Regions from separate parts of the Mus musculus genome. Here region 1 is linked to region 2. Evidence: chromatin loops called from intact Hi-C (ENCODE). Cell type or tissue: gastrocnemius. All regions are shown on one strand. Links, peaks and the distances in the headings refer to the core of each region. The heading gives the core; the rest is flanking DNA. Region 1 has its middle 5.2 kb from the start of Mir7678. Region 2 overlaps Stk4 (serine/threonine kinase 4).

The links. Peaks named below come from ENCODE experiments on the same cell type or tissue, not always from the same donor. Only the 100,000 strongest peaks of a DNase experiment are listed, where the experiment ranks them.
Region 1: a loop joins it to region 2, with 5 times the contacts of the local background. A loop is called at or near these places in 16 of 42 quality-filtered maps.

What each region holds. Positions count from the first base shown.
Region 1 is chr2:164,346,980-164,351,375 of GRCm38, forward strand. No RefSeq gene overlaps it. Among named protein-coding and RNA genes, the nearest start is that of Mir7678, 5.2 kb to the right of the region's middle. In gastrocnemius, for the core only: a CTCF peak has its summit at 2,211 (motif pointing left); a DNase peak (open chromatin) is centred at 2,232.
Region 2 is chr2:164,124,310-164,128,705 of GRCm38, forward strand. All of the region lies in intron 10 of Stk4 (serine/threonine kinase 4), which reads left to right. Among named protein-coding and RNA genes, the nearest start is that of Kcns1, 45 kb to the right of the region's middle. In gastrocnemius, for the core only: a CTCF peak has its summit at 2,483; a DNase peak (open chromatin) is centred at 2,480; H3K27ac peaks cover 229 bases.

The DNA.
Region 1 (4,396 bases), core at 176-4,175, 220 kb after region 2:
GCTCTGCTTTATCTGAAAACAATAGACTTATAAACAAATTATCTGATTCCTTTAATGACTTATAGCTATACATCCAAATAACAGTTGGCCCTTATAAATAATACATTTTAATGGGCCAACAATTGCTGGTTTGACTGGAATCCATGGGTGACCACATGACTCACATATTTGTACATACACATGTATATATTTTGGGTATGTGTGTGCCTGTGTGTGATGAGTATAGTCAAAGATAAAGAGGATATCAATTGGAAGGTGAGAAGCCTGGGAAGCGTTCAGGGCGGGTGACTGAGATGAGCTTGAGAGAGAAAAGGGAGGGAGAAGTGATACAATTCTATTTCAATTAAAAAACATTTAATAAAAAGAAAACCCAAATAATGAAAAAACTTTTAAAAAACAAAATTAGATAGATGTGAGAAGGAAATAAATACAAACGGGAGCCTGGCCTGTGAATTCCAAGACAGCCAGGGCAACACAGAGATACCCTGTCCCAAAAAAACAGAAGAAGGAAGAGGGGGGAGAAGAGGAGGAGGAGGTGGTGGAAGAGGAAGAAGAGAAAAGACAAGACAAGAAAAAAATAAAACAGGACTACTTAATTTTTAAAGACCAGTGAAAAAGCCAAATATAGGGGCACTGGCCTTTATTCTCAGAAGGTGGATCTGTATGAGTTCAAGGCCATGTGGTCTACATAGCAAGTTCTAGGCTAGCCAGAGATATACAGTGAGATCTGTCTCAGTAGAAAGGGGGCTCTCAGCAGTTAAGAGCACTCCCTCCACTTACAGAAAAACCAGGTTCTCTTACACACACACACACACACAGAGAGAGAGAGAGAGAGAGAGAGAGAGAGAGAGAGAGAGAGATTGAGAGAGAGTAAATGACAGCTCACAGCCACCTGTAACTCCAGTTTTAGGTATTTTGGCACCCTCTTCTGGCCTCTATAGATATTGGACACAAGCAGTGCACTTATATACATGCAGATGAAACACTTGCAACATGAAAATAAAAACAGCCCAGAAACATAGAACACCCAAGATACAATTTGGAAAACACAAGAAAATCAAGAAGAGGGAAGACCAATGGGTGGATACTTCATTCCTCCTTAGAATAGGGAACAAAATACCCATGAAAGGAGTTACAGAGACAAAGTTTGGAGCTAAGACGAAAGGATGGACTATCCAGAGACTACCCTACCTGGGGATCCATCCCATAATCAGCCACCAAACCCAAACACTATTGCATATGCCAGAAAGATTTTGCTGAAGGGACCCTGTTATAGCTGTCTCATATAAGGCTATGCCAGTGCCTGGCAAATACAGAAGTGGATGCTCACAGTCATCTATAAGATGGAACACAGGGCCCCCAATGGAGAACCTGGAGAAAGCACCCAAGGAGCTGAAGGGGTCTGCATCCCTATAGGTGGAACAACAATATGAACTAACCAGTACCCCCAGAGCTCGTATCTCTAACTGCATATGTAGCAGAAGATGTCCTAGTCGGCCATCACTGGGAAAAGAGACCCCTTGGTATTGCAAACTTTATATGCCCCAGTACAGGGGAACGCCAGGGCCAAGAAGTGGGAGTGGATGGGTAGGGGAGCAGGGTGGAGGGAGGGTATAGGGAACTTTCGGGATAACATTTGAAATGTATATAAAGAAAATATCTAATAAGAAAGAAAGAAAGAAAGAAAGAAAGAAAGAAAGAAAGAAAGAAAGAAAGAAAGAAAGAAAGAGGGAGGGAGGGAGGGAGGGAGGGAGGGAGGGAGGGAGAGAGAGAGAAAGAAAGAAAAGAAAGAAAATAAGACCAAATAAAACAGTGAGGTAGAGTCACAATATTGCCCATTAATGAAAAGTGTGAGCAAGATTAAACATAAGTATGAAAGGAAATAGCAAATAATATAACATTTTAAAAATTGTTAAAAAGGGAAAGGAAGGAAGGAAGGAAGGAAGGAAGGAAGAAAGAAAGAAAGAAAGAAAGAAAGAAAGAAAGAAAGAAAGAAAGAAAGAAAGAAAATTTTAGAGTAATTCCTTTACTAAGGTACTCAAAAGTTGGGCACTACCAGTTTTGGCCATTGAGGTAAATGGGTCAGTGTAACCTATGGACCCATTCCCATACATGGTTAACTCTGTTGCTGAGCCTGTATGGATAAAGAGCCTGATGTTAAGCAGAGCCATCTTCACCCAAGTACTGGTCCTTCTTTGCACAATGGAGCCCTCTGCTGGCCACACTTAAATTTACAGTCTGAGGCCTATACAGCAACAGAGAGAAAATATTTATAAATCATATATCCAATGAGAGGTTGATATTCAAGCACATGAACAATTTAAATGACTCAACAGTTGTTGCGGGCCGACCGAAACAGCCTGGTTTGGGACTGTATTTTAAAATGTAATATACAATGTAATATTATTAACACGAGAACTTGGGCATAAGCAAGAAAGGAAAGGTTATGGTTTAACAGTGATGTGTCTGCACATCAATTTGACAAAGGGTCCATTTTCTGTTAACTTGGAACAACATAGAGCCACATGGGAAGAGAAAAACTCCAATCGAGAAGATGCCTCTATCTTATTGGCAAGTCTGTGGAATACTTTATTGATTCATGATCGATGTGGGAGGGCCCAGGTCACTGTGGAAGGCGCCACCCTTGGACAGCTGGACCTTGATTGTTGAAAAAGCCAAGCTGAGAAAACCATGGAGAACAAGCCAGTAAGCATCATTCCTCCATGATCTCTGCTTCAGTCCCTACTTCCCTGCTTTGGGTTTCTGTCCTGGCTTCCCTTTGTGATGAACTATGAACCAAGACATGTAAGCAGAATAAACCCTTCCTTTCCCTTCCCTCAACAAAAGTTAAACATAAACAAGATATCTGATCGTGTATATTTCCAAGAAAGATATATAAATGGTCAGCAAATCTATGAAGAAAGTATCCACTGGCACTAATGGCTATGGGTTCGCAGAGTAGAACACCAGCCCCACTGCACATCCATGGGAGTGACTGCTGGCAAAACGACGAGCCAAACATTGGTAAGGATGTGGGAAATACAGCAACCCCGAGCATGGCACTGATGAAGATGTAAATCGCTATGCCTGGTTTGGAAAACTTTATTCAGAGCTGTCCAAAAGTCGAAACCACACAAAGTCAGATGGGCAGGCACACTCCTGTAATCACAGCACTTGAGAGGCAGAAACATATAAATCTTCATGAGTTCGAGTCCCATGCCAGCCTGGGGTGCAGAGTGAGACTCTGTTTCGAAAGAAAGGAAGAAAGAAAGAAAGAAAGAAAGAAAGAAAGAGAGAGAGAGAGAGAGGGAGGGAGGGAGGGAGGGAGGGAGGGAGGGAGGGAGGGAGGGAGGGAGGAAGGAAGGAAGGAAGGAAGGAAGGAAGGAAGGAAGGAAGGAAGAAAGAGCACCCATTGTTCACATACTCAAAAAAATAAAAATAAAAGTTAAAAATCGAGCTATCATAAAGTCCAGTGATCCTCGCTTTCTGTATGTGTGGAAACTGATACAAAGTCAGTGTGGAGAAGAGCTGAATACACACGTATTTATTACAGCAGGAGGCACGGGATCAAGATAAGTGTCCATCAGTATGAGAGAAAAAGACAAAGGTCTGTGGCCTTTAAAATTAAATACTATCTGTAAAATGTATCGTTTTAATACAAGTGTAATCAGTGAATTAAACCAGCAGCTGTATTTCTTTACCTTTGCTAGTCCCCAATAACCACACAGAGAAACCAAGATGTATTTCAAGCGTCACGGCAATACCTCAGCAGTTTAATGATCTACCTTAACCCCTTATGCTAATCTGGTTACCTCCCGGCTCCGGTCCCATGATATGTTAATATTGTTCTGGCTCCCTCCGCTTCAGATGTTTCTTCCCACGGTGTCTCCTCGGACCTTCTCCCCGTGGCCGACTTGAATCTCCCTCGCTCGCTCTCTCTCCTTTTCTGGCTGATGGAACTTTCCACGCCATTCTCTCCTCTGCCCACTGACAAGGCAGAGAATAAACGGTAAGAATTGTTTACACAAACTTGAGTAGGGAGATTCTTGACCTAAGCACTACAACGCCGTGTCCGGATTGAAACAAGATGTGAGCACAGAGAAATGACCCCTGGATAACGCAGGGATAATCCTTACTCCGTGCAAAACCATTTACTCCTACGCCTACCCCAGGGATGGATTGTAGGTCAAAGGTTTTGTGGCTGGGCTGGTGTTTGTATTCCTCTTTTGGTTGCCTGCTCACACTGAAGACACTGGAATATACAGTTAAAGGCTCCACGTAGGCACCAGCCTGACTTCTCCATGTTCGTTGAGTTGTGTGGGTGTCGTCTTCAGCAACGTTTACAGAGAACAACCCATTGTCTTAGCAACCCAGGGGTGATTTGAGGGTTTCCATG
Region 2 (4,396 bases), core at 146-4,145:
GTTTTATGGGAGACTTTACAGGATTGTCGCTCACCGGGTCTTCATCAAGTTTCACAGTTTGCTTTAACTCTGTATACGCCTTAGAAATCAGACACTGGCTGGGAGCGAGACTTAGCATTGTCTCAGTGACTTTGTGGCAGAGATGCTTTGGGTATCCGTACTTAATACTGTCAAAGGCACATTGTGGTGTTTTCTGGGAACCCAGGTAATGTGCAATTTAAGCCTTTATCTGCTGTTTTATGGAGATCAAAGAATATTCTAAAGCATTGTGTTTGAGCTTATTTTCTACCTTCTTCAGAAAGAATTTTAAAAGTTAGCTCATTTTCTTAAACACACCAGTCTCTGAGGTAAGATAAAATCTAGTGAGTACTGTCATGATCTAGTTACAGCAGCCAGTTTACTCTTGTTGAGCCCTTCATCCCCCATTCTCCATCTCTCATCCTTGGCTTGTGTCAAGTAAATCAAGGCAGGTATATATTATATTATCTCTAAATATTTTACAGATGTGTGTATGTGTGTGTAAGAATAATAGAAGATCTTTATATAAAAAGATTTAAAGACTCCTTTAATACAGTAACTCAAGATACCTTTAAAATTAAAAACAATATTTATTTAATGTCATAAAGTACTATTTACTGTTTAGTTTTCTCCAATAATGCCTTTCAAAGTTTGTTTTAGAACCCCAACAAGATTATTGTGTGGCATTTGGTTGCTGTATTAATTGGGGTTCTCTAAATGAATAGATTTGATAGACTGATCACATATATATATATATATATATATATATATATATATATATATATATATATACTGCACATGTGTGTGCAGTTTTTCCTCCCTCCTCTCTCCAACCCCCCACTTCCCAACTCTCCCGGGATCCACCCCATCCTCCTCCCCTCCCTTCCCCTCCCCTCCCTTCCAGGGACATGGACCAAATATGGCATAACAAGCTACAGTAAGACCAGGCACATATTCTCAAGTCAAAGCTGGATAAGGCAACCCAGTAGGAAAAAAGGGTCCCAAAGGCAGGCAAGAGAGTCAGACAGCCTGGCTCTCACTGTTAGGGCTCCCACAATAACACCAAGCTACACAACTACAGCATATATGCTAAGGACCTAGGTCAGAGCCATTCAGGCTCCCTGATGTCGGTGAGCTCACTTGGGTCTCTCTCATTGGTTCTGTGGTTCTCAGTTGTTACAGTGTCCTTGATCCCTCTGGCTCCTCCAGTCCTCCCCCCCTTCCCCAGCTCCATCTAATGTGCGGCTGTGGGATCCTGCATCCGCTCCCATCAGTTGCTGCATGAAGTCTCTGGTTTCATTGATGATGATTATGCTAGGCTCCTGCCCCAGCACATCCTGCAGGCATGACAAACTGTAGGTTGGTGTCCCAGTCCCTCCATTGGGGACTTTGCCAGGTAACAGAGAATCCATGTCCACTCTAGGAGTCTGCTCTAGTGTCACCCGTGTAGATTTCATGGAATTCCCAATACACTAGGCTTCTACCTCACTCCTGAAATGTTGTGTGGGTTGTATCTGTTAATACTTGACAAAATTCGAAACTAAAACAGATAAGATTAAACCTCAGTTTTAGCCCCCTTGCTTAGCAGAGGCAAGGCCCTTAATTTGAAGTACCCTCTACCCCCAAACCCCAATTTTAAGAATCTCTTCTTATTCTAAAGCAGAATAAAATGACTTATTGGTTCATTTAAAATAGTGGTAAATTTGTTATGCATTAATAAAGTTTTTTTATGAAAAAATAATATTCCATTCTATAACAAAAATGTGTCCCAGTGACAGTGTGAGCTTGTTTTCAAATCCGTGTGAGTGGGAGACAGCTAGATTACTATATGAGCATTGGCATTCAGTCTGTCAGACGTTGTTCTGTGTGAAGAATGTTGGGCCAAACAAAGCTGTGCCATTGGAAGAGGGAGGTGGACCTCAGTAGCTTGTTCAGATATTTTTGCTTAATAGCTTGCAGATATTTTTCTTCAACTGTGTATGCGGGATTTTTTTACTTTTGAAAGAGATTTTTTATTTTTAGTTCCACGCATATGTGTATGTGTGTACGTATGTGATTGCGGGTGCAGGCGTAGGCAGAGGTAGGAGAGGGTGTTGGGTCTTCAGGACCTGGAATTACAGGTGGTTGTGAACTGCTTGACTTTGGTGCTGGGACTTGAACTTGGGTCCTCTGAAAGACCCACAAGTGCTTCTGGCTGCTGAGCCAGCTCTTCCGCCCCATCAGTGGTGGTCCCTTAAAGGTAAGCTATAGAATCTGAGACTCAGTGAGCTCCCGTACGCCTATGGAAACCATCTGCGTTTGCATAGAAGGTTTGCAGGCTTTATGACACCGTGGCTTGGTCATCTGGAAATCATTGGTTTAGTGAGTCACGGAGACCTGCCAAAGCGTTGGCATTTTATTATACAGCGTACGAAGATTGCACTCCTTGCCACTGTAACCAGTCTCAGCACGGAGCGTCTGTAGGGGGAGCTGTCAGACTCACTGTGGCAGAATCAGGCTAAGTTTTGCTTGAAATTACCGTTGGCAGCAAACACTGTCAGCTGTTTTAAGCACCAGACTCACTTTTTCATTTTTAAAGGAAATGTCTGCCAGTGCCCGAGTCTGCCTAACCACAGTTTGTTAATGTTTCTTCAAGTGCAATTGATGTTCCATGGAAAAAGCAGCCGATTGAGCTCCCAGCTCGATTGTGCAAGTGCTTTCCTTAAGACAGCCATTGATTTTAGTTACAAACCCTCCCATTTCATCCTGGGTGCTGCTTTACTGTAATTAAATTAATACTTTCCCCACTTCATCTGAGAATATCCGGAAGGAATGGGTTGTAATTTTTTTTTTTTTTTGAGGCATGTTATTTTATCTTTTAACTGTAGTTTGTAACCATGAAGAACAGAGTAACTGGTAATGCTTGCGTGGTCTCGTTTATTGACTGATAGTAAGATTAGCACTCATACCTCCAATCCTTGATTTGTGCCCCCAGTCCAAGTGTCAGCACAGTGAAGGCAGGCAGGTGAGGTCTTAGGACTAGAGAGATGGTTTGACCTTACAGAGATGCTGAGAGACAACGCCATGGGCTAGAACTGAGGAACTGCAGCTGGGGCTATCGAGCCTTCAGCATTTTGGCAGAGACATCTCATAGTACATATGTGTTCTTCCTCTGGGGGTTGACAGTTGCCTAAGTGCCATTTAACTCAAAGATACAAGATGGTGATATCTGACCACTTCTCCATTTATCATATGAAGGTCCTCAAACAGCAAACATTCCATCAATGATGGAGATATTCCCAGCTGTAATTGATGTAGGAAAGACAGAATTTATGTTAGACTTTCCCCTTTATTTGCTATTTTTCCAAAATAACTATTTGGTCCCCTGCCATTCTACAAACATGACTAATGATTTTTTTAAAGTTTTTTTTTCTTCTATTTCTTTAAAAATTAATTTTTGGTTAGTATACAAAGAAATGCAATCTACTGTGATATTTTCTTTTTTTTTAAAAAAAATTGTGTTTATATGTGTATGCAGCACTTGTGCAGTCAGAGGACAAATGAAGGGAGTAGTCTCTCATTTACCATGTGTGTTCTGGGATGGGAACTCAGGTCTCCAGGCATGGCAGCCAGCCCCTTTGCCCACTGAGCAGTCCTGCAGGTCCTAGTGTGAGATTGTCACACATGCACCCTTCTCCTTGGTTCTGTCCCCCCTTTGTTGTGCTCCCTTCTTCCCTTCCACTCTGGCTGCTCCCCCTCCCCCTCCCCACCAAGTAGTCCTCTTTTTGCCTTCCCCTCTTTCATCCCATCAGGTCCTCTAGGTTACACTCTTGCTCTAAAGTCCTTCCTGCATCTCCGTATCTGTCCTTCTGAGGCCGACTCATTGGCCCGACAGTCAGTCTGTCCCCACAAATGCCTAGCTTCATTCCTCCATGTTTTGTATCTATGCTTGTGTTGGTTCTGGTTCTGGATGCCTGGCTGGCTCTTATCTGGGCTGGCATGGATGGTGCAGCAGTAAGTGCTGATGTACAAGGCGTGATATACGCCTCCTAGGTATATACCCAGAAGTGGACGCAGGGTGGATCATGTGATAGTTCTGGCTTTAGTTTTTAGGGGTGTTTGCTTGTTTGTTTGCTTGTTTGCTTCTGCATTTTTGAGGCAGGGTTTCACTCTAACCCAGGCTAGCCTTAGACTCATGGCAATCCTCTTGCTTCAGCCTGCCAGGTTGTGGTATCACAGGTTAGGGCCAGCAAACACTGATTTTAGTTTTCAGAGGAGCCTTTCAGCTGGTTTACATGGTGGCTGCACCAGTTGGCATCCGTCCCATCCCCCACGGAGGTGGATGAAGATCTTTCTCTGTCCACACCCCCCCCACCCCCCCAGCATTAAGGTGCTACTG